Regions from separate parts of the Mus musculus genome. Here all the other regions are linked to region 1. The links are chromatin loops, found by intact Hi-C in ENCODE. Cell type or tissue: left cerebral cortex. All regions are shown on one strand.

Region 1 (4,000 bases):
CTTACTTGATAGAGGCCTCAAGATAAACAGAGATGCCATGCAGCTAAAGATTCCCTTCTGCAAACACACAGCACATCACAAACTTGAAATACACCTGAATCCCTTAGGGAGTTTTACCTTTCTGGATTCCCACTTCTGTGGCCTTAAGTGAGTCCATCTCCAGTTTGATGCTGATGCTGCGGGCCCGTATTTTGAGAACTATGGCTCTAGAGCAAGTTTAATGTTTCAAAAGCAGGTATGAATGAGATGGAGCAAAGGAATACATCTTTATTTTATTTTGACAGGGTCTCATTATGTAATCCAGGGCAGCCTTCAACTGCGGTCAGATTCCCTAGTACTGGAATTACAGTACTTAAATGCCTTAAATTTACTTTTGTGTTAAGCTGAGAAAGATCTTTGCTCTGCAGATAACTCAAAGAATCTGAATCTACCACGTAGCAGACAGGTTCTACCACAGAAACACAGAGTTACAGCTATTGGTTACCTTTTACCAAGAACTTGTTAATGCTAAATAAACATCTCAGAATTTGATACTAGCATTTGAAACATGCCACCTGCTTAACTTACCAAACAGAATGTAATCTATGTCTTACAATCAGCCATTTTCAGGTCTGGGAAGATGGCTCAGTAAAAGTGCCCGGTACTTAAGCAGGAGGACCTGAGTTCAGATCTCCAACATGCATGTGAAAAGCCAATCTTAGTGGTGTATGCTTATAATCTCGGTACTGGGGAGACAGGGACAGGAGGACGCTGGCCAGCCAGTCTAGCTGAATCTACCTGCTTGGTGTTTAGAGACAGACCAAGATAAAAACTAAGGTGGAGAGTAACTGGAGAAGGCACTTGACTCTGACTCCCCCACACAAATGCATTCAGGAGTGAGTGGGCACACACAAGAACATGTATATATACTGTATATTCACCACACCTACCGAGGTGGTTCTGTGAAAGACACTTGGCTCACAGAACTATTTATTGATTTTCCTGGGGCACCATGTGAAAACAAACTATGCCAAGCGCTGTGAACCTGTGCTCTGTAGAAAGGACGTACGTGTCTGGGGCCCAGTGAACTGATTAGCAATCCCCATCGGAACCATTCTGAAAGCGATTTCACCTGTCTCAGCCAGGAAGACAGATGGCGCCCCTCTTTTCAGGAATTTCTTCATGATTCATTTGCGTCTTGGATCCCTCTCCCAAAAGCAAATAAAGGAAACATACACATTTCTGGAGGAAAATGTCTGTATTAAAAGCCAGAAAACCACATTAATACAAGAAGAAACGCCCACCAGGCCATGTCACTGAATAGATCGACTTGGAAAAGATTCATAAAGTTCTTTTGTAAGCAATTACAATAAATCCGTGTCAAATCTTCCCTCGTCCCCCCCTTTAAAAAAACAAACAAGAAGCTTCAAATACAACTACATTCAGATACAAAGAGCTCCTGTTACCACAGCTTTAGCAGTTGAATCTTTTTGTTTTGTATTTTTTTTTACTAAAACTTTCATTTAAAACAGTTATTAAATATATAAAACAAATACACAGGATCTGGTCACTTTCTGCCATAAATAAAGGGCATGTGGGCGCAGGGAGGGGGTGCCGCAGGGGAAAGAGCCGGTTTCCCTTGTGTCCTCGAGCCACGCGTGGATCCCACCCTTCAGCCCGAGAGCTTGCCCCTGCTCTTCCGAACCAGAACCTCAGCACAAACCCCACTTTCCCACCTCATTTGTGCCTCTCTGCGGTCCCCTCCCGGGAAAAGGATGAACAATAAGGACAGCACGAAGCGCACCTGCCCCGTCTCCGGTGAGGAAGGCGCGTGCGAGCGCTTACACAGCGCGGACGCGGGGCGGAGGGGGTCACTTAGGAGCCACCCCCGAGGTGACAGCCGCGGCAGCAGCAGCAGCAGCTGCAGCAGCGGCGGCGGCAGCGGCGGTAGTCCCCGCGGGTACGGCTGCAGGAGCGGCCGCGGGGGCGCCGGCGGTGGTCCGGCGCTGCTCCATGCCGTTGGGCAGGAAGCCGGCAATGATGGGCACCGGCCAGATGAGGGCGGCCACGCTCCACACCACGATGACCAGGGTCATGAAGCAGGCCACCAGCGTAGACTCGATGGGCTTGCGGTTCAGCCGCCAGCCCGGCTCGCCCTGCAGCTCCTCCAGGCTGAAGTCCAGGCAGCAGAAGTGACGAGGCTCGCCCTGCAGCCACAGCGGCCCCGGCTCGGCCGCCGGGTAGGCAGGCAGCGCGGTGGGAGCCCCGGCGGGAGCCCGCAGGCGGCCGCGCACCCAGCCGCAGCCCACGCACAGGCGCAGGTCTTGCTGCGCGCCGCCCGCCGCCAGCCCCAGATGCTCGATGAGCAGTGGTGGCCCGACGCGGTGGAAGGCGGCGGCGAAGAAGGCGCGGCCGTGCGCGTTGGTAGAGAAGAGCAGCAGGTCGCACTGCAAGCCCCGCGGGCGGCCCCAGCGCACGAGCAGCGAGCTCAGCATCTGTCGTTGCACGCTGATGTTGCAGGGCGCCGCCGGAGCCTCCTCTGGGCCCGCGCGCTCTGGGGGCGCCGATGCCGCCGATGCCAGCAGACGCGGGGTGGAGTGTTCGTTGGTGAAGGACGCATTGGCCGAGGCGTTTGGGGGCGTCCCTGCAAGGCCGGGCGCATCCGTGGCCCCGCCGTGCGCCGGCGGCAGCTGGCAGGCGGCGGCCAGTAGCGCGGCGAGAAGGGGCAGCATGGCCTGTGGCGAGCGCCTACGCGCGCGGGGCAGGCGGCGGCTGCATGGCGCGCAGGCGACCGTCCGGTGAGGGAACCGCGGGGCCTGGAAGGCCGAGGCGGAACTCTGCCAGTGTATTGGGACGACACCGGCTCACGGGCCGCGATGGCCTCTTCAGACTCCGCTCGTCGAGGTTCCGCTGCCCCCAGAGCTGGGGCCCTTGGACGGCCAGGAGGCTCTGCTGGCTCGCGGCGAAACGAGAGAGGATTCCCCTGCTCGGCTCCGCCTTCCGCGCGCCCCGCCCCCGGCTCACCGGGTGCGGGGAATTGGGAGGGCGGGGCTCCACTCGCAGGGGCGGGAACTGAAGACCTGAGCGACAGGGCGGTGCGTGGAGGCGGAGCGAGGGGACCCCCGAGGGCGGGAAGCCCAGAGCGAGTCCCGGAGCCCAGACAGTCCCTCTGTCACGCCCCCAGGAGAGCTAATCAGTACCTCCTTTCTGCTTAGGAGAAACTAAGAAGGGAGAAAGTCTCCGGGCTACCTCAGGAGCCAGAGACAGGACTCTTGTACCTTTCTGCTGAGTTCAGAAATTCAGATCTGGAGTCTGGCTGGTTTTAATGTGTCTTCACCACAATAGATACATATGGGTTTTTTTGTTGTTGTTGTTGTTTTGTTTTTTGTTTTGTTTTTGTTTCGTTGTTTTGTTTTACAGGAAGAGAACTCATAAAAAAATCCTCAAAATTCTGAAGTTTTGGTGTTGGTTGGGGCAATGGGAATGCAAATCCCACAGGTCGGATGCTTGAGGACACCTGCAGTCTAGTGTGCACATAGACACAAAAAATTTGTATGTTAGAGTCCATGAATATCAGTCTTCCGGGATGTATATTGTGGAGAGGTGGAGTTGTCAAGAGTAATTTAATAGGATACAATTTATATTAAGAAGCCTACCTGAGTCCTGAGCTTGATGGTACAAGTCTGTAATCCCAAGTGAGAATCCAGAGTCCAAGTTCCTTGGAGAGGCCAGCCTGGGCTACCTGAAAACCTGTCTCAAATAAACAAAATCCAGTACTAAGGTGGTGAGGAGAATTATGAGTTTGAGGACAGCCTGGGCTACACAGAAAGATGCTTTCTGTAAAGAACAAAAAACGTTCTTGGGAAGAAGAGGCAGCTCAGTTGGAAGGGTGCTTTCCTAGTGTCCTAGCAAGCCCAGGGTTCAATCCCCATCACAAAAAGGAGCAAACTGCACTTCCCTTGTTTTCTGGCCTCACACTTGGAAACTAATGTCAACTGACCCCTAAAATGGCTTGAAACAG
Region 2 (4,000 bases), 120 kb after region 1:
TTCTCTGTGTAGCCCTGGATGTTCTGGAGCTCACTCTGTAGACCAGGCTGGCCTCGAACTCAGAAATCCGCCTGCCTCTGCCTCCCAAGTGCTGGGATTAAAGTGTGTGCCACCACTGCCCGGCAGAGCACAACTGCTAACCCATGGCTAGGAAGTAATAGAGAGGGGTCAGGGTTCCCAGGATTTCCTTCAAGGACACACCCCTCATGATCCAAAGACGTCTCATTAGACCCTGACTCTTACGGTGAGTGCTATAGGGAGATTAAACCCAGGGCTTCACATTTACTAGGCAAGGGCTCCATCACTCAGCTACATCCTTAGCTCCTCTTCCTAATTTTAGTTTGAGGCAGGGTTTCACTAAGTTGTCTAGACTGGCCTTGAACTTAAAATCCTTCTGTCTCAGGCTCTGGAGTAGCCAGGAGTCTTGTGTCACCTGGCCCAGATAGCCCCTTCCTCTTGAAGATCCTACCATTATCCAGTATTATCCAGTATTATCCAGTAGCACCACCCTGGGGATAAGTTCTTTAATAACACATGGGCCTTTGGATACATTTGTGACCCAAACTATAAAGCTGTGTGTAGTAACATACTCGTGTAATCCCTGTGGTTGAAGGTTGAGGAGGAGAATGAGGAGTTCAAGGCTAGGCTTGGCTTGGGAATCAAGGATGATCTGCCTCTAGCTCCTGAATTCTAGGACGACAGAGATGCTGTCATGCCTCGCACCAAACTGGGACAATACTGGCCATTGCTCTTATGAACCTGCCAGGCCCTGTGCAGGTGGCATCTTGCACTTCCTAGGTCTCTAGGAAGGTTAATAAGTCTCTTGAGACAACTGGTGAACATTTTTTGGTTGGCAGAAGTATCCTATAAAAACCACAAGGTCGTGCTATCAATGTTCATCACTTGAGAATTAATAGTTTATATTGCTGAACTGAGGTTTCTACGAAATTGAAAGGTTATTTGTTGTCGTCGTCCTGGTTTAGGAAAGATACTTTTTTTCAGACACTGTTTCATACCATTTCCTAAAAAGAGGCGGCTCAGGCTGGAATGGTAGCTCAGCAATTTAGAGCACTGGCAGTTCTTGCAGATCTCAGAACTCATGTAGCTGTAACTCCAGGTCTAGAAAACGAGGCACCTTCTTGCCTTCACTGGTTCCTGTGCATTGGATCACTGACATTAACCCAAATAGTGTCACATACTTACGAGTAACAGCATCATATTCAAGGCCCAGACTCAGCCAGTGGGCAAGCAGAAGGCAGCACTGGCCACAGTGAGCGGCAGCAGCTTCGCTAAGGCAGCCCTGAAGCCTGCTCCCAGTAGAAGACTACAGGAACTTCTTGATTAAATGGAGCTAATTCACTTTCCTGAGCAGTGGAAATACACTCATACACATAAACAAAAACAAAAATTTAAATCTTAAAAAGAAAAGGAAAAAAAACCCAACAACAACAAACCCAGGACCGAATTAATTGGCACTTTGCCTAAAGTACAGTCTCTCCCTCCCTCTTCATTCCCAAGTATATAACCCAGAATATTGCACATGCTGGAAATGTATGCTATCACTGAGCTACACCCTGGCTCTGTAAAGTGAAATTCTGTAACTAACTTTCAACTATATTTGTCTTTTTAAAAAGCCACCTTAAGTGTATACCATCAGTACATACCATCAGTGTATGCAGGCTTCAGACACATTGCTAAGCTGGAGCATTTGAGCAAAATCATATTATTGGTGCCAGAGTATAGGGAAGCCTGCCAGCAGTTAGGTAAGTGAGGGGGGTATATGTGGGAGTCAAGTTGTCTTGGATAGGATGAGATGTTAACAGAAGATGTACATGAGGAATCAGAGCCTTGAGGCAGCTCAGGGCCATAAAATAAGGGGGTGTCTTCTCCCATAGCTGAAGCCCAAAGTCAGAGCAGATAGCGTTGGTTTGACCCCTGTTCTGCTACTTCCTAACTGAGGGACCCTGCATAGTCACGTAGCCTCTCAGACTCCCACTTGCCTCATTTGCTCTAAAGGAATGGCTTTGGATATAGGGCAGCAGCAGAGGGCTTACCTAGCGCATAGGTGAGCATCTAGGCCCTGGAGAAGAAAGGAGAGAGAGAGTGAGAGAAAGAGGAAGGTAGAAAGGGAGAGGGGGAGAAGGGAGGGAGGGAAGAAGACACTGGGGCTGATTTCTCCTCAGGTTGCTATGAGGTCACATTAGGTAGTGCATATGCCACGTGTCTGGTGCATAATACATCCCTTAATCAATGATAGCTGTAATTATGATTTATACTGATTGATTTGCTCTGAGCTGCTCAGGAAAGTGAATTAGCTCCATTTAATCAAGAAGTTCCTGTAGTCTTCTACTGGGAGCAGGCTTCAGAGCTGCCTTAGTGAAGCTGCTGCCGCTCACTGTGGCCAGTGATGCCTTCTGCTTGCCCACTGGCTGAGTCTGAGCCTTGAATATGATGCTGTTACTTGTAATTATGTGACATTATTTGGGTTAATGTCAGTGATCCCTAGAGAAACAGGAACAGAACTGATTGAATAAATGTGTATATAGAAAGAAAGGGGGGAAGAGAGGGAGAGGGAGAGAGGGAGGGAAGGAGAGAGAGAGAGAGATTGGAGATTGAGATTTATTAGAATGGCTTCCAGGTTGTGGTCCACCTAGTCCAACAATGGCTGTCTGCTAACAGAAAGTCCAAGAATCCAGTAGTTGTTGTTCAGCCCACCAGTCCGGACGTCTTTAATATATGCTAGAATCCTGAAGAAACAGGCTTTAATGCCAGTGAAAGAATGGACTTGCCATCAACAACAAGGCAGGCAAAGAGCAAAGCTTCCTTCTTCCATGTCCTTTATTTATGTGGGCTGCCCGAAGAAGATGTGGCCCGGATTAAAGGTGGATCTTCCCACCTCAAACGATGTGGACTAAAGGTGGGTTTTCCCTCTTCAAATGATTTAATTAAGACAATTTCCTCACAGGTGTGTGAAGTCACTTGGATTAGTTAATTCCAGATGTTGTCAAGGTGACAACCAAAAATAGCCATTTCCTACAGTGAGCAGGTGTGCTGGGTTGTCCTTTCCCCGTGTGCTTCAGACACTCTCTCTGGTTTTTCAAGACAGGGTTTCTCTGTGTAATAGCCCTGGCTGTCCTAGACTCGTTTTATAGACCAGGCTTGCTTTGAACTCACAGAGATCCACCTGCCTCTGCCTCCCAAGTGCTGGGATTAAAGACATGCATCACCATGCCTGGCCCAGCTACTTTGTTTAAGAAATTTTATTTTGGAATTATTTTATTATTGTTGTTTTTTAATGTGTGCAGATGTTTTGCCTGCACTTACCATGATATGCACCACTTATATGCCTGTTGCATTCAGAGGCCAGACGAGAATATTAGATCCCTTGGAACTGAAACTAGATAGGGTTGTGAGCTGCCATGTAGGTGCTGGAACTTGAACCTAGCTCTTCTGGAAGAAGAGCCAATGCTATTGACTGCTGAGCTATCTCTCTAGCTATCTCTACCCAGAAAATATTTATCTTGATAGCTCCTGTTTAAGTCAGATCATTGTATGTGCAGTTCCAAATTTGGTGAAAACTCATCAGGCTGTTTTAAAAGTGGAATCAATGTGGAATGAGAAATAGACATCTCTCTCTCTCTCTCTCTCTCTCTCTCTCTCTCTCTTTTCTTTTGCCAACAGTGTTGGCAATGGATGAGGTAGCACATGTCTATAAGCCCAGCATTTGGGAGGCTGAGGCAGGAGGATGGAATTTGGGGCCAGCCAGACTTGGCTATGCAGCAAGACAGTTTCTCAGAAAGCAACAGGAAGCATATACAAGAAGGCTTGCTGGATGACCTTGCTGGTTCTATAAGCTGTCATATGTCAGTACTGGTCCCTAAATAGTCCTTGATACAAAACAGGAGGGAGAACCTGCTCTGGGACAGCCAGACAAGAGTGAATGGATTCTTGTGTTAATTAACTTGATCAACAAACGGCCCTTGACCACCAGCTTCATTAC
Region 3 (4,000 bases), 270 kb after region 1:
AGGTCCTGAGTTCAAATCCCAGCAACCACATGGTGGCTCACAACCATCTGTAATGAGATCTGATGCCCTCTTCTGGTGTGTCTGAAGACAACTACTCATATACATAAAATAAATAATTCTTAAAAGAAAAAAAAAAACACCACAGAAGTCATGCTGGTTTCCATCTCATAAATGCTTCTACCACTGTCAATATCACTCTATCATCATGACACCCCGGAACTTGGAGTGAGGAGTGGTATCATATCACCATCGTCATCACCATCATCATCATCTACCAACCACCCTCAGGCATTTGAACACCTTGGAGCCAAGATACTAGAAGAAACCTGTTCAGCTCCATGCCTGAAACAGTAGTAACTGTATATCTCCACTGGGCGTTATTCTGCACACCCTATGTTCTTTATCATTCCTCCTCTTGTAGACACGAAAGGGAAGTACCCTCCAAAGTGAGTGGCCAGTAAACAGTAGGACCAAGGCCAGGCCCATTCCAGATGGCCATCTAGAGAGATGTCTTGACCCCTCTGGCTGCTGGAGTGTAAGTCATTTTTTATGGTATTTTCCACTAAAGCCTGTCTGTAAAACCTTCTCATGAGGCTATGAGGAGGACCTAGTCACTGCTCTCTGTTGGGGTTTGTATTGGTTCCTATTATATTCTAATAAAATACTTTAGAACACAAATGTATTATAGTTCTGGAGAAATGGCTCCTACAGGTTACCCACAGATGCTTTCAGAGATGCTAGGGAAGACTCATTCTGCCCCCAGTATTATTTCTCTCATTGCTGTGACAGAATGCTTGGCAGAAGGAACGTAAGGGGGAGAGGTTTATTCGGGTTCATGGTTTCAAGGGACACAGAGAAGGCATGATGACTGGTGATTCAGTAGCAGTGGAAGCATGAGGCAGAAGCGCTTTCCATCCTAGCTGATCAGAAAGCAGTGTTGGGGAAGAACCAGAATTGGATTACCTTCAAGGGCTGCCCCCAAGGACCCACTTCCATTAGCTAGACCACAGTCCCACTGGTTCCACAACTTCCCCAAACAGCGCCACCTACTGGGAACCAAGTGTTCAAACAAGTTTTTCAGCTCGAGGGGCTTTTAGATCTGTGGCTGGGGCTGTACACTCTGAGCCCCCTTCTTGTATCAAATGAATGACTTTTGGGATTACATTGGGCATATCCAGGTAATCTAGAACAATATCCCTATCTCAGGATCCTTAATCTGAAATGCCCTTTTGCTTTGCACAATAATATAATCATCGATCCTGGGTATTAGGACATAAACATTCTGGGACTATTCTTCATCCTACTTTGGATTAAAACAAGTTTCTTTGGGGCTGGGGTGGGGCTTGGTGGAAATGAAGTAACACCCATGGGCTAGATGATGACTTTCCTTCAGGCAGTGCTGAGTGAGTTCCCTAAAAGTGAATACCCATGTGTGTACCTGCAGCAACATGATTGGAATCTGGGTGCCAAAAAAAGGTCAGGGGTCATATACTGTGAAGGTCTCCTTCAGAAGAGCTTAGGTATGTGGTACTTCCTAGGGAAGATGAGTAATGTGGTTTCCCACAAGTGTGTTAGATAGTTTAAGACTCTTTTACTGCTATGCTACATACATGTATCACCCAATGAGAAAGTTTCAAAGACAAATGGCTAGAGCATAGTATGTTGTGTGGAGTGGAAGATCCACAAGTCTAGGGACTTAGTAGGCAGATACTACAGTGCAAAATGGGTGGTATTGATGCTAGCAATCTGTAAGTTAGACAGATGCACTACATGGAAATTTGGCTAAAGATGCAAACTTGTAATTTACTCACCTTTAAGGATTTCTTATTCTGAACATGCTTGTTTGATAACTAGAGTTTGATCTTTAAAAAAAATCTCAGAAGAGGGCTGGAGAGATGGCTCAGTTGGTAAAGTGCTTTTATATAAGATGAAGACCTGAGTCTGGTTCTCAGAATTCATTTAAAAAAATGCTAGAAGTGGTGCAGACTTATAATACACATACTCCAAAAAAAAAAATGAGGTAGGCATAAACTGAGAAAAATCACCTCATCTTTGACCTTCACATGCATATGCACACATGTGCACACACACATACACACACACACACGTACATATGTGCACATGCACACACATGTACATATGTGCACATGCACACACATGTACATATGTGTACATGCGCGCACACACATGCACATATGTGCACATGCGCACACATGAGAATGCCAAATTCTGTCTGAATTACTCTCCATTGTTCAGTCTCATTGGATGTTCAAGGAAGCCTTAGTTAACTGGTGAAGAAAGGCCAAACTTTTGAGTTTTTACCTGTTTAGAGAGCCTGAGAAGGAGCCCTCTGAAGGCCAGTGGCTAATCAACTGGAAGTATCCTCTTACTGAAGCCTTATGAAACAGGCTACAAATTAAATAACATTTTATTAAAAGAGATGGGGCTGGAGAGATGGCTCAGCCGGTTAAGATGTCTCAAAACCATCCATAAGGGGATCTGGTGCCCTCTTCTGGCCTGAGGATGTATATGCAGCAGAGCACTCACATTAAATTTTTTTTTTTTTTTTTAAAGATGATGATCTATCTTTTTTTTAAAGAGAGATGAACTATCCAGTGAACTGAGACCTGGTGAGTTGAAGGATAATCAGGGATAGAAATGAAGTGACATACCTAAAAACATGCGACCACCTTCCTGCCCACTGTGGGGTCCTTTGGGAGTCCTCTCAGCCTCTATCTGGCCTGCTTTAGAATCAGGAGCTCATGACCTTAAGAAACTTTAATTTCCTTTTCTGGAAAAATTGGATGTAGTAAGAATTTTGTAATTTTGTAATTTTGTTTTTTTTTAAAGCCACTCAAATATGGGAATGTTTTCATTTTAATCACAGATGTGGGGATCTAGGGGTGCTTCTTATCAGGTGACTATGTGCCTTGTGGTCTAGCAGAGGCACGGTGTTACCAGCAGCAGATAGTTTCTCCAATTCTGTGATGTTTGAAGTTCTAGGGGCTTTTCAGAGGTAAATGCTAGGGCCCCGAGAGGTGGTATAGGTTGCTGTTTGGAGATTGGATGCTGTTTGGGGATTGGTTGCTGTCTGGGGATTGGATGCTGTCTGGGGATTGGATGCTGTTGGTTGCTGCTCTTTGTGGTTTGTTAAGTAGTCATGTGCAAAGAAGAAATAACAACAAGAAGAAATAAAACTTTAATTTTTTAAAATCTTATTTTTAATGGTGGTTTTAAAATCTTTTAACCTCTCTTATAGCCCACCACCCACCAAAGATAGTAGGGGAAAAAAGATATTAAAAAAGTGGACCTCCACACCGGGCAGTGGTGGCGCATGCCTGTAATCCCAGCACTTGGGAGGCAGAGGCAGGTGGATTTCTGAGTTCGAGGCCAGCCTGGGCTACAGAATGAGTTCCAGGACAGCCAGGACTGCACAGAGAAACCCTGTCTCAAAAAAAAAAAAAAAAAAAAAAAAAAAGTGGACCTATTTAGAAAAGTTCTTTTGAACAACTCCCGTCTGTGTTGTCTGAAAATTGACAGTTCAGTTCACAGGTTAACAGATAATGACAGCTCGATCCACTCACAAACACTTCATAGATACACCAATAGTCTAGTTTGATAGAGTCTGGTTAACAGTAATGGTGATACAACCTAACAGAGATATCCAACCTCAGCTTTGACTTGAGTCAACAGGAGAGACCAACAAAAACATCAAGGGAAGTTCTCAGCTGTGCCTCTCTCAGGGAAGCAAAGATCAGCAAAGACTCGAACCCACAAGTGTTACACAGCTAGCTGTACCAGCAAGCCAAGCTGTTTCAGTTACTCTGTCAAGTCCTATTTATACCCTCCAAACATCAAGTGTCCTCCACGTGCCTTACCTCAGCAAGGGTCTGCCTCAGCGTGTGCATCCAATCAGCCGGAGTGCACGGAGTCCCAACAAATGGAGCTCAACTACACTATATAAGACTGCCCAATATATGTGTGTTGTTAACAAGACTCA
Region 4 (4,000 bases), 240 kb after region 1:
CTATCATTCTGAGATGCCTTGTGCTACCTCTGGCCTCTGCAAAGTCCCCTTTAGCAAGAGGACCCTCATTAGATATGGCCTTCCCACCTGGGACATTTAGAATTGTGAACTGAGTAACCTTTTTTCTTTATACATTATTCAGATTGTGCTATCCAGTTATAGCATAGAAAACAGACTGAAAACTGAAGATAATGTGTCAAAAGGGCCACCTTGCTGCATCCTTGTCCTAACATTAAAGGAATGAGTCAGAGGACCACAGTGCCAATTGGAGGAGACTGAGAAGCAATCCAGGAGCCACGGCATGTACAGTTGTCTCTTCTGAGCATTGGTCAGGATGCCTCATATCTCTGTAGACATGAGAGGCTGGCAGCAGACTCACTCTCACCTACTTTGTGTTTAGGAAGCTACATAAGGCGTCTCAGCAGGACCAAGGCAGACCTTTGTCTTTCTAGGTGTGGGCACTATAACAGGCTCTCACATGGTCTGCTCACTCACCCACCCCTTGATGAGTAGCTGTGTTTAGCTCATTTTAGATATGAGAACCACACGATAGCCACAAAGAGCAATCTAAAGACAGAAGAAGCCTATTGCTTTCGCCTTGTAGTGCATCTGTCTTCATTTTGGTGTTTCCCCTCCTTTTTTATCCAAATCTGTACACATTTTAGAGTTGGGACCAGAATACATTTACAGTGCTTCCTCATTTACTTAGCAGCTGTAATTGCACCAGTGCTCACATGGTAACCCACTTAGTCACTGCACAGTCTGGCTTATGAGTTATTAAATGTCTTTATTCAGTTGCTTTTTTCTGAAAAAACAAAACAAAAAACCCAAATCACTGAGCTGTTTCCTTGGCATTTATTCCCAGAAACTGCGTTCAGGGAGTGGAAGTGTGAACATCTATGTGGGTTGTTCGAGCTCTCTTGTTTCTTGATGAATTCCTCAGCCCTTGAGTGTTTGGTTGCCATGGACACATGTGCTGTGGTCTTACTTTTCCTTGCTCATGCCCTACCCACCTGTGGTGGCTATGTCCCCAACAGGATGCTCTTAGAAAGCTGTTGGTTCTCCCTAATGAGAAAGCAGGAGCAGCCTAGGCAATGCTGGCTCACACTGTCGAGAAACTTGGCTGAGCATTCTCTTCTGGTGGTGCTGGGGTTGGAATGAGAAGAAAGGAGTGTGCTGACTTGTGACAATCGTGTGGGGTTCCCTTTGGCACTTTCTGGAACAGGCTAAAAGGGAGAAAGTAGGTAAGGCCTTATATAATCACCCCAGACAGTTTGGGTCCACCCCCAGTACTGAGGAAAATGTCCCTGGCAAAGGCTGCTTGAAGAAGTAGATTAGGAATCATTTTGTGTGACAATATAGATGTCCTAAAATTGTGGTCTCAGTGGCCATCCATTACTTGGAATATACTTTGAACCATTAAAGTTACTTTAGTTAAATTCATGTGTTGATAGCCACACATGGCAGTAGCTACCTGCTCCTCCACCGTGTTCCATACTCTCTGAGAGAGCAATCTTACGGAACAGAAACGGAGAGATTGTGTATTGTGAAGAGACTGCTGACTTTGCCCAAGGAAGACCTGTATTTGATTCTTAACTCTAATATTTTCAACTCCAGCCTTTAAGTTTGACTTCTTTAGTATTTATTTACCCATCAGCAAAGGCAGACTTAGTGAAGATGCAGTAAGTTAGGCTCAAATGCCTACAGTGGAAGGTTGCATTATAGCAAGATTAATGAGATAATCTATGCTACTTCCTAAACACCCTGTGCCAGTTTGGGGCTCTCATTGGGACGGATTGATTGCCTCAGTCTGTCCTGCTCTTGCCTTGGTTTAGCACCACCTAGTGGTAGCTCTGTGCTCTAGCCAATGAGCATCTATGGTCTAGGTGAGTCTGTGTCTGTTTTTCCTGCCCCCTGGGGAGTGACTGAGCCTGAATCAAGCATTCTCTGCTTCCCTGCTCTCCAGGCTGGTGTTTCCTGGCTTTCTCCCTTCGTGCCTCCTTTCTCTAAACAGGTAGCAGTTTTAGCTTGCCTCCAGGTATGAGTTAGAGACAGTCTTGCTTTATCCAAATATGTGCTGTTAGAGAATTCTGATTACACTTACCTATGACAGTATGTAACAAAGAACCCAGTGTGTAAAGACTTCTGTAACTAGTGAAAGCTTCATTTGCATCCACTGAGGAAGGGAGAATATAGGTTAATGCCCTACCAGAATTAGGACTGTGGGGTAGGTAGCCTAGAGAAGCAGCTGGTTAGACGCCTTCAGAATCAGGTGAAGCTGTTCACTTGCTACCTGGATGAGACTAGGATTCCTCATTTATCATGTTTTGATGGGATTATAGCTCAGCAGTAGAGCACTTGCCTGTTGTACAAAGCTCTGGGTTCCATACTATTACTGGGGGAATGTATATTTTTATGGGAGTAAAGGAAACCGCCAAAGTTGAGTGTGTTCTTGAAGTATGGTTTCATGTTAATGCCAGGAGTGATCAAGTCTGGTATTACTGCTCTGTTCAGTGATAGTGATAGACAGGTGCTCTATTTCTGCTTCACTCTAGTGAATCACTTCCCCAATCTCAAATCTGGAGTAGGAGGTGAGTTTCAGGAGCAATGACTACTGAGTTTCCTGGAAGTCAGGTGACATGACAGACTCAGCAGTGAACATGTACAACAGGATTGAACATTCTTCCTTAAAACACACAAAGCCCAGGCTGAAAGGATGTGTCAGGGTTCCGAGCACCCAGTGACCTTCCTGTCTTAGCACCTGTGTTAGGCAGCTCACAAGTGCCTGCACTTTCAGCTCTAGGGGAGCTAATATCCTTTGGCCTCCCTGGGCATCTACATATAACATACATACACAAGTATGTACTCATAAACTTTAAAAAAACAAAAACAAATCTTTAAAATTAGAAAGACTATACCACGGCCCCAGGATGTGAAGGACAGTTAGCAGGTGGTTTTCTTACTCTGACAAGATAAAGCAAATAATTTGAAGGCTGTACATAGTTTCTAACTTGAAGTGAGGACTGAAGCTCAAGGTTTTTGGCACAGAACCATCTCCACCCTCTTGGGTCTTTGGTGGGGTGCTTAATGTTTAAACTGAGAATAGAGAAAAACCAGACATGTCCTCTAAGCTCCTCCCTGACCCTTCCTGTCCGGGCACAAGACTTCTCAGCACAGGGCTGGCAGCAAGAACAGTTGTCTAGCCAACTTGTGATTTTAAAGAGATCAGTACACTCAAGGCCATCCAAGGCTACATAGTGAGTTCAGGACCAACCTGGGCTACATGGCAAGATTTGGTCTTAAAAAAAGGAATCACAGCATTGCCTAGTTGTTAAGCATTTGGTGAGCTAAAGGAAAGAAGAAAAAAAGCAAGCCTGCCTCTATTCTGCAGGTGCTGTGAATGTCCACTCGTGGGCACTGTCACCAGCGACTGTCTTATTTACATGGCTGAGACATTTAAATCTTACTCTTTTTTCCTTTTCACATTATTTTATGTTTTTTTAGAATTAATAACATAGTTTTTTTTTAAGTTAAACAAGTATTTTTCTGTTATACATAATTTTTAAAAACAAAACAAAAATGTACAAAGTGAAAAATGAAATTTCTAACACCATTTGTCAAGTATATTAGAAGCAGATAAAGTGGAGAGTAGCTTTTACCTGTTACATTTCCACCACTGCTGGCCACTCTTCCCCACCCCCACCCCCCGCCCCTGTGATTTATCAGTAGGGTGTGTGATACTTACCAAAGTGGAATTGTGCCATAAATACACATGTCCAGCTTGCTTTCTTCACTCACTAATGTGTTCTGACTCTTTTTATAGCATAAGCATTTTCTGGTACCATTAAAACACTATTTATGTGGTAGTTTAAAAGGCTGTATAACAGTTCATCAGTTAGACGTACTCTGTTTTATGTAGTTGCTTCTTTGAGTAAATATTTATCGATCTTTTTTTTTTATTTTGTCCCAAAGCCAAGTCTGCCTCATGGAGTCAAGATAA
Region 5 (4,000 bases), 110 kb after region 1:
ATGGGAGGGGGTTGTGTGGGGGGAAAGAGTATGGGGAGAGTCAGCTGAAATTGAAGGAGGGCACTTCTGGGGGTGGGGGATGGGAAGCCAGTGCAGTGGAAACCTAGTGTGAACTGTATCAGGGCAATGGTGGCACAGAATTGGTTTCCAGGTGAGGTTTGATGCTGGTCTAGAACAACCTGGTGTTTTGAGCTTTAAATGATCAGGAGACTGTTTTTGTTGTCGTCGTTGAAGTCTTGGAAATGGACAAAAGCTTCCTATGTTTCCTGGGTGGCACACAGAATGAAGTTTTATTCTGTAGGAGTGTACACCCCTGCTGGTCTCCTTATGGACTGCATTGACCCATGTAAGGACAGAAACTAAGATGGAGATTATACATACAGTGACGGGATGGATTGTCTGTGAAGCTACAATTGATTTTAGCCCTGTAGGAAGAGATGGCACTCAGACATTGTTTCCCCCCTCCCCCCCCACCCCCCCGCTATTACTGGATAGCAACCATTTTGCACTATTTGCAAATCTCAGTACACTTCTCACATGTGGCCTTAAAAAGATTCTTCCTTTAAAAGATAGAGTGTAATTACACCATTGTTCCTTTGCAATTCCTTGATTTATTACAAGGCAAGAAGCTCTTGCTCCATGCAGTGCGTGCTGGGCGATGGGGCACATTAACCCCATAAGGAAGGAGGTCAGACAGCTTGTTTTCCTGTCAGTACATTTTGTTCCCCGCTCTACTCCGGGCTAGGTAATTCTCCTCCTGGGGCTAGAAGATCACCTGATATGATGGATGAAAAGTGCTTCAATCCTCACCAGGCCCATAATGGATCAAAAAGTCAGACAAGCCAGCCCAGTAGCAGCTTCTGTGACGCTGAGATTCAAACCCTGGCCTTGAACCACCCCAGAGCTCTTTTAACCACCTGTCACTTCATCCTTTAGCATCTCCCTCGTTTCTGTTCTAATTGTAAGACCGGGACAATCCGGTAAGCAGAATTTGTACCGATAGCAGGCGTAGAGGGCGAGGCCTGGGCGGGGTCAGCCCTGGGCGAGCAGCTTGGGGGCGGAGTCAGCGCTGTCTCTCCCGCATCTCGCCTTTCCCTCTTGGCTCCGCCTCTCCTGTCTGTGTCCGCGGCCTCCCCTTTCGATAAAGTTGTTGTTTTGCCAACATGGCGGCGCCCAGAGTGACTGGCTGGGTCTTGCTCGTGTAATGCTTGGGGAACGAGGCAGAAGGTAGCAGCTGGCCAGACAGAGCCTGAGCGCAGAAAGCCCCGCCTGGGGCTCAGGAAGACGAGAGACAAGCCCCGCTTAGCCCCCGGAGCTGAAGGTGCGGACAGGCTCGGGAGTCCCGGGACCTTGGAGTTTGACAAAATGGGAAAAGCTCCGAGATTCTAGTCTATAGGCTCTTTCAGCCATGGACCCTGTTGACAGCTCCGGACTCTTGCTCGGAGAACGCACATCTTCACATGGCTTTGTATTCGAATTCTCCTCTACTACTCACCTCCCCCCGGGTGCCTGGATCTTCTCTTCGGGGTTGGGGGTTTGGACCCAGAAAAGGACCATCAGTACTACATCTTTGGGGGACCCACAGTATTAATTAGGACCCGCAGGTCTTCACAAGTCGCCTGGATCTTAACAGGCTCACAGCTTACAGAGAAGGTGGAGTTCCAGATACGAAATAACTTGCCTGAGATCCTGCAGGAAATTAGAAGTAGCGTGTGTGTGTGTGTGTGTGTTTAACATTAGTATTTTACAAGACATGTCTGCTGACATTTGTGTTTTTAGAAGACATGTTTGTTGGGGTGAGGTGTGTGTTAACTTACTCGTTTTGTTTGTATCCACACCAACCTCTGCTAAAATGGCTGCTTTTGATGCCAGGAAGAGGCAATGCCTATTAAGACTTCAGTAGACAGGTACTTGAAATGGCCCAGAGCTGTGCCTAGTAAGTAAAAAAAGAACAGAAGATGGTTGAAATCTAAAAGTTCTGTAAATTCATAGGCATGAGCACAGACAATTTGTTCTTAGTCTCTTCCCCTAGTGGAGAGTCTGAGGGTGATCTTGGACCTATGCCTAAGGGTTTGGGGTTTATTTTTATTTTTTATTTTGCATTGCTCAGGATGGAACCAATGGCCTCAAACAGTGTCAGGGAATTACTCTACCACTAAGCTATATCTCCAGCCCCCACATTTACAGTATTTACTTGTTTTATTTTGTTTTTGGTGCTGGGTATTGAACTGATGTGCTGAGCATCTGTTTTATATATCTAGTCTTTGGATTTTCTTAACAAATCTGCTTTTGTTTTAAGACTTGTTTTTAATTGTGTGTGTGTGTGAGTGTGGGTGCCCATATAGGCCAGAGGCATCAGATCTTCCTGAAGCTGGAATCATAGGCATTGTGAGTCACCCACTGTGAGTGCTGGGGACCAAACGGGGATCCTGTACAAGAGCGGTGTGCTCTCTTAACTGCTGTGCCATCTTTCCTGCCTCTTCTTTATTTGTTTGTTTAAAGACAGAGTCTCGCTGTATAGCCCAGGCTTCCCTACAGCTCATGGTAGCCCAGGTTGTACTGGAACTCTTGACAGTCCTCCTACCTCAGCCTCTCAAGCTACTGGCATTCCAGGTGTGAGACATCACAGTTTCTTAACTCCTCTGGCATACATACATTGCCAAATTGCTTCAGAGGTGTTCTTAATTTGCATCTACCAATAGTGTATACACATAATTGTTTTCATTAAAACTATAAGCAAGATATTTAATTGTATTTATTTCTTTGATTAGTTGTAAAGTTGATTTTTTTTTCATGTTTCTTAGCTTTTGTCCTCTGTCTTATCCCTCACTTGGGGCACCAATCCCCCTTTTCTGGTGCTGTGGATTGAATCCAGAGTTTTAGACTTGCAAAGCAAGTGTTCTACCACTGCGATATACTTCCATGCTTATATCTTTGCCTATTTTAAACATGTTTTTGGGGTTCTTTCCTCATATGTGAACTCTTTATGGAGTTGTATAACCTTTTGTCATTGTAGTTTGGAACAAATACTTTTCTTCAGCAAATTGTTTACTCTTTAGCAATTTGTTCAAACTTTTTCTTTCTTTTCTTTAAGACAGGATCTCACTGTGTACCTGTGTAACTCAGGCTGGCCTTGGACTTAAGATCCTCTTGTCACAGCCTCCTTAGTGCTGTGATTACCAACATGTTTCACCCCACCAACTTACACATTTTTGGTATATAGATATTTCATGGTTTTGGAGTAAGACCGATTAATTGTGGTACTTTAAAAAATTCCTATTAACTAAGTTTGATGGTTTGTGGTGCCTGTAAGCCTAACATTTGGAAGGCAGAAGCAGGGATATCAGGAGTTCAAGGTCATCTTTGTCTGCAATGCTAGTTCAAAGACAGCCTGAGCTAGATGAAACCCTGTCTCAAATTCCCACATCCCTTCAAAACAGTGGGATTTATGCCAGTTTATGGCTTGCGTTGGAGCCCTAATTTAAATTTTTCTCAAATACATTGAGCAATCAATCATTTTCAGAGTTGTGGTGGTGCACATGTAATCCCATGAGGAGGCTGAGGCAAAAGAACAAAATTAGAGGCTAGCCTGGGCTATATAGTGATATTCTGTTATTTTTGTTTTCATTTGGATGTACATATGTGTATACATAAGTACACACATTGGAGCCCAAAGGTCAATGTTTGACGTTTAAAAATTATATTTATTTAATTAATTCTTTTATGTGTCTTTTTGTATGTGCCTGAGTTCATGTCTGTGTATCATATGTGTGCAGAAACCCTTGGAGGTCAGGAGACATCAGATCCCTTAAATTGGAGGTATAGATTGTTTGAGCTGCCCTGGGAGTGCTCTGTAGGAGCTGTAGTACTCTTGTAAAATAAGCCATCTTTCCAGCTCCCCAGTGTTAGATGTCTTTTATCTCTCTCTCTACATTAGTTTTTCACTGAAACTGAAACAGTAATTGGCTAACATAGGTGGTCAACAAGCTCCAGGGGTCTT
Region 6 (4,000 bases), 180 kb after region 1:
CTGCCCAGCCTGTGGCCCTGTGCCTGTGCCACTGCAAGACTTGCCTGTGATTTTGCCCAGCATTGCATCTTTAACGGGCAGAGGAGGCTCCCCGCTGGCCACGGCTTTGGAGTGGGTGAACTGCTCCTGCCCAAGGTAAGGAGCCACAGCCAGCACCCTGAGGTATCTTGGATATCCTCTCCTCACTAGATGCTAAATGCTACCTTCTTCACTAGCCTAAAAGGAATATCAAAAGTATGTAGGAACCTTTGAGGAAACAGTCTAGAATTTGGCCTAGGCACTATGGAGGGGCCCGAAACACTGATCCAATGGAAGGAAAATATAGGTTTTCTTCATACCCCACTGTCTGCCACTTCTACTCCACAGAGTTTCCTAGAAGTGTGAATGGTGTTTCTTCCCTGCATGGCTGGCCAGTACAGACAGAGCCTGTGATGGCCAAGGAGTGTGGGGAAGATAGTAGTGTGTTCACTCCTTTCCCTGCTGAGGCATACCAACCTTCTCTCCTCTTTCCTCACTTCAGAGTGACATTGGGTTTTTCTAGCAGGTCAGTAGCTGACTAGCATCAAGCTAGTTCTTTTCTCTTTCCCTTTGTGAAGGAGTTTTCACATTCAGTACAACGTTGCAGCCTTGCATGAGAGTATGGCTTCTTCACAGAACCACAGAATTTCTGAAGGGTAAAACCCAGGCCTCAGAGTTGACTTTACTCCCTGATTGAATTTGGTAAACATCTAGGGCTGTAAGCCACCAAGCCAATACAACCAAATAGGACAGCAGAGAAATATCTTCTTTTTTTTCTTTTTCTTTTCTTTTTTTTTTTTTTTTTTTTTGGTTGTTTGAGACAGGGTTTCTCTGTGTAGCCCTGGCTGTCCTGGAACTCACTCTATAGACCAGGCTGGCCTCGAACTCAGAAATCCGCCTATTCTTTATATATTTACTTTTGCATTCTAAGGCATTGGGCCGAAACCTCACTCTCTCCTGAAGAACAGTGGAGCTTGGTGTAGTCTGCCTCATAATTCCCTGGCATACTGGGAGCCCAATGAGGCAGCATCTGTAACACCTTTGACCCAATTCTGCTGCCCCAGATTGCACTGCTCCTACCTAGCCCAACCCAATGAAGGGACCTCAACCCAGTGAAGGACCTCATGCCCCCTTCATCTGCCCCAGCACCTCTTCCTGACCATCCAGGGCTTGGTATCAGTGGTAACACATAGTTGCCTTCAAGCCCGAGGCGACAGTAGTGGAAGTGAGCACAATGAGTGTCACTCAGATGTAATTGCTTCCGGGTCTCTGTTCTTCTCCGTGTTCCCCAAGTTGGGCAAGAAAAAGAAGGTGCCTTATCTTCCAATTACTTCCATCGTCAGAAGTAAGATGCTATCCACATAAAGACCTGGCTTTCCTTTAGAGAACCACTGTGGAGATTGGCACCCCTCTCTGGTGGCACACAGGATTCCCTAGGAACTTCTCTGACAGTTCCCGCCCTGAGGAATTCCACCGTGCCCAGGCCTCCTGACTAAAGTGCAGGTGCGAGGCCCGGTTTGGTCATCTGACCTGAGGTGGGGTGGGAGGGCTGATTCCTTCTGTAGTGTTCATAGGCCAGTGTGGACTGCTTAACAGATATGGGATGTAACACACAACCCTTCTTTTCCTTTGTAAATTGAAAATCAGACTGCAGCTGTTATGTGCTTAGCGAATGGAAAGATCCTTTTGGGGATTCCGTTCCTCCTCCCCCTGCTCTCTAAGAGCATCCTCACTCAAACTTACACTGATCAAAGTAAAATATTGGCAGGCCCAACATCTCACAAGAACAGCTGGTAGGAAACTGCACTGAAACCTAGAAAAAAAAACAAACTGATAAATTTCTTTTCTCAGGTGCAAGGGATCAGCAAAGAGAGAGACGGACACCATGGACACCTTTGTGGATTCTGCGTGGTACTACTTCAGATACACTGACCCTCATAATACTCAAAGGTGATGTCCCTACTGTGGAACAGCAGCACTTTGCATCTTCCATGAAGCAAAACCAAGATGGAGTTAAATATGCAAGGGAGGTGCTGGGAACGTGCCTAGGTGGGACAGAGAGGAGCTGAGCTGGCAGAGAAAACACCCACATTGTGTGTTTGTGCAACTGGCACCCAGAGACAGGATTAGGAGGAGGAGGATTCAGAGGAGCCTCCACCGTAGCAAAGCTTTCACTGCCTCAGCAAGGCTGTGGGAAGGATGCCAGTGCACATGCCCACTCAGAACCCAAGGTGGCAGATGCACCTTTGTGCTGGTGCCCTCCTTTTCTTCTCCTGGAAGTAGATGGAGACCAGGGGCTGGGCCAGAGTAACCCCTAAACACAGTGGTGGCTATTGTTGGTCAGCTGTGCACTTTATGCCAGGCTCTCAGCTTGGAAAAGCTTAAAGTGCCAGAGAAAAGGCACTTTTAATGCGAGTATATTAATTTTTAAGTTAGATTACTCAGCCCAGTAAATTCCATCTATAATACAAATTGAAAACACAGCTAAAGGAAGATGTGAACACCCTAACTATGGAACGGTAGGGACAGTAGGGGTGCCTTATGTGTACTGAAGAGAGGCAGGACGGTGTTGGGGAGAGCTAAGAAGTGTAGACTCATACCACACATAGTCAATAAATCTCCTAAAGTGCAAATCAGTAATGAATATAAACATTTTTAAATAGTTGAAGTAAGAGTGGAAGCCAAGAGTGCTGGTACATGTGTATAGTCCCAGCATTCTAGAGGCAAGAACTGGAAAATCAAGAGATCAAGGCCAGCCTGGGCTATACAAGACCCCATGTCAAAGAGAGGAGTGGGGGAGGGGGAGAGAGAAGAAGAGGAAGGATGGAGAGGAATAGAATTAAAAGTGAGTAGGTAACCAGGTGTGATAATGTCTTTACTCCCCTCACCCAGGAGACAGAAGCAGGTGGATATCTGTGAGTTCAAGGTCCGTCTGCTTAAATATTGAGTTCCAAGCATCTGGGTGCTACACAGTGAGGCCCTGACTTTAAAAGAACAAAAGTGGCTAAGGTTCAGGCCTGGGGTGCAGGGAGAACTGAGGCTAAGACCACTGGTTTGATAAACTTTCAAGTGCTGTTTGACTTTTCTGTCTGTTTCTTGGACAAGATAGAAACCGAAAAGAGAGCAGTAGGAACCAGGAACACAGACTGCTTTCAGACCTTAGCAGGTTGCTCTTGAGCATGGTAGAAATACCCTGGAGCTGTGTTATCCACATATGAAGGGCTTCCATTCTGGGCACTGGAGACTGAGGCAGGAGGCAGGAGGCTCAAAGGATCTTTGTCAAAAATAAGCAAAGGAAGCACTCTCCTATTCTGGATTTAGCACAGTAGCGTATTTCTGGTTAGACAGATGCTCAAGCCATGTTCTGAGCAGCAGAGTTGTGGTTCCATAATTTGTGTTCATTTCAGAAATTAGTGAGAGCCTGAGTAAACAGAAAGATGCAAGGAGACTGGGAACCTGAGAGCAGCTCCACGTGAGCCATAGAGGAGTGTGAGGGAGGGTTCCCTTCTCAGGCTGCGTCCCAGCTGTCCTGAGCCCTACATAGCCCTTCTGTGAACAGCACAGCTTCACACATCACCTGCCATGCTGCCCCCGGATCCAGCATTGTCTTGAATCTTCCAGAGCGGTGGCCTAGGTAGAACATAAATTGAATAGTTAACATCATTTATCCCGAATTTGTTTGTGAGCTAAATACCACCCTCAACTTTGGCTTTACTGTTGCCCAGAGCAGCAGTTGAATTCATTTATTTACTTACTTTTTTTTTTTTTTTTTTTCAATTTGAGACAGGGCCTCACTGTGTAGTCATGATTGTCCTGGAACTTGCTATGTAGACCAGGCTGGCACTAAACTCACAGAGATCAGCCTGTCTCCGCTTTCCAGGTTTGGGGATTAAAGGTCTATGCTATAATGCCAAGCAGCAGTTGGATTTCTTTAAGAAACTATTTTTTTTCATAAAGAAAAAGGAAAGGTAGTTGGAAATTT

What was found. A loop is a pair of places that touch in the nucleus more often than their neighbours do. Peaks named below come from ENCODE experiments on the same cell type or tissue, not always from the same donor. Only the 100,000 strongest peaks of a DNase experiment are listed, where the experiment ranks them.
Region 2: a loop joins it to region 1, with 2.4 times the contacts of the local background. A loop is called at or near these places in 2 of 42 quality-filtered maps.
Region 3: a loop joins it to region 1, with 5 times the contacts of the local background. A loop is called at or near these places in 24 of 42 quality-filtered maps.
Region 4: a loop joins it to region 1, with 6 times the contacts of the local background. A loop is called at or near these places in 11 of 42 quality-filtered maps.
Region 5: it touches region 1 in a loop (8-fold over the local background); 19 of 42 quality-filtered maps call a loop at or near these places.
Region 6: it touches region 1 in a loop (10-fold over the local background); 33 of 42 quality-filtered maps call a loop at or near these places.

The regions. Positions count from the first base shown.
Region 1 is chr9:123,257,835-123,261,834 of GRCm38, forward strand. It overlaps Tmem158 (transmembrane protein 158), which reads right to left and starts at 2,955. Exons shown (of 1, transcript NM_001002267.2): 1 at 1,223-2,955. The coding sequence starts at 2,711. The coding sequence ends at 1,851. In left cerebral cortex, CTCF peaks have their summits at 1,112 and 2,040 (motif pointing right); DNase peaks (open chromatin) are centred at 872, 1,077, 2,082, 2,341 and 1 more place; H3K4me3 peaks cover 2,813 bases; H3K27ac peaks cover 2,339 bases.
Region 2 is chr9:123,378,392-123,382,391 of GRCm38, forward strand. All of the region lies in intron 3 of Lars2 (leucyl-tRNA synthetase, mitochondrial), which reads left to right. It overlaps Gm46137 (a long non-coding RNA gene), which reads left to right and starts at 3,268. Exons shown (of 2, transcript XR_001779329.1): 1 at 3,268-4,000. In left cerebral cortex, no CTCF peak of the experiment used is centred here; a DNase peak (open chromatin) is centred at 1,751.
Region 3 is chr9:123,522,836-123,526,835 of GRCm38, forward strand. No RefSeq gene overlaps it. Among named protein-coding and RNA genes, the nearest start is that of n-TRacg2, 4.7 kb to the right of the region's middle. In left cerebral cortex, CTCF peaks have their summits at 1,046 (motif pointing left) and 2,497 (motif pointing left); DNase peaks (open chromatin) are centred at 971 and 2,501; H3K27ac peaks cover 194 bases.
Region 4 is chr9:123,502,670-123,506,669 of GRCm38, forward strand. The region is part of intron 2 of Limd1 (LIM domains containing 1); the gene reads left to right. Among named protein-coding and RNA genes, the nearest start is that of n-TRacg2, 25 kb to the right of the region's middle. In left cerebral cortex, a CTCF peak has its summit at 1,853 (motif pointing left); DNase peaks (open chromatin) are centred at 924, 1,494 and 1,843; H3K27ac peaks cover 1,541 bases.
Region 5 is chr9:123,365,787-123,369,786 of GRCm38, forward strand. It overlaps Lars2 (leucyl-tRNA synthetase, mitochondrial), which reads left to right and starts at 1,141. Exons shown (of 21, transcript NM_153168.3): 1 at 1,141-1,321. In left cerebral cortex, CTCF peaks have their summits at 299 and 2,042; DNase peaks (open chromatin) are centred at 310, 1,112 and 1,894; H3K4me3 peaks cover 1,495 bases; H3K27ac peaks cover 1,028 bases.
Region 6 is chr9:123,436,266-123,440,265 of GRCm38, forward strand. It overlaps Lars2 (leucyl-tRNA synthetase, mitochondrial), which reads left to right. Exons shown (of 21, transcript NM_153168.3): 12 at 1-135; 13 at 1,870-1,968. Among named protein-coding and RNA genes, the nearest start is that of Gm40586, 26 kb to the right of the region's middle. In left cerebral cortex, no CTCF peak of the experiment used is centred here; DNase peaks (open chromatin) are centred at 2,157, 3,358 and 3,562.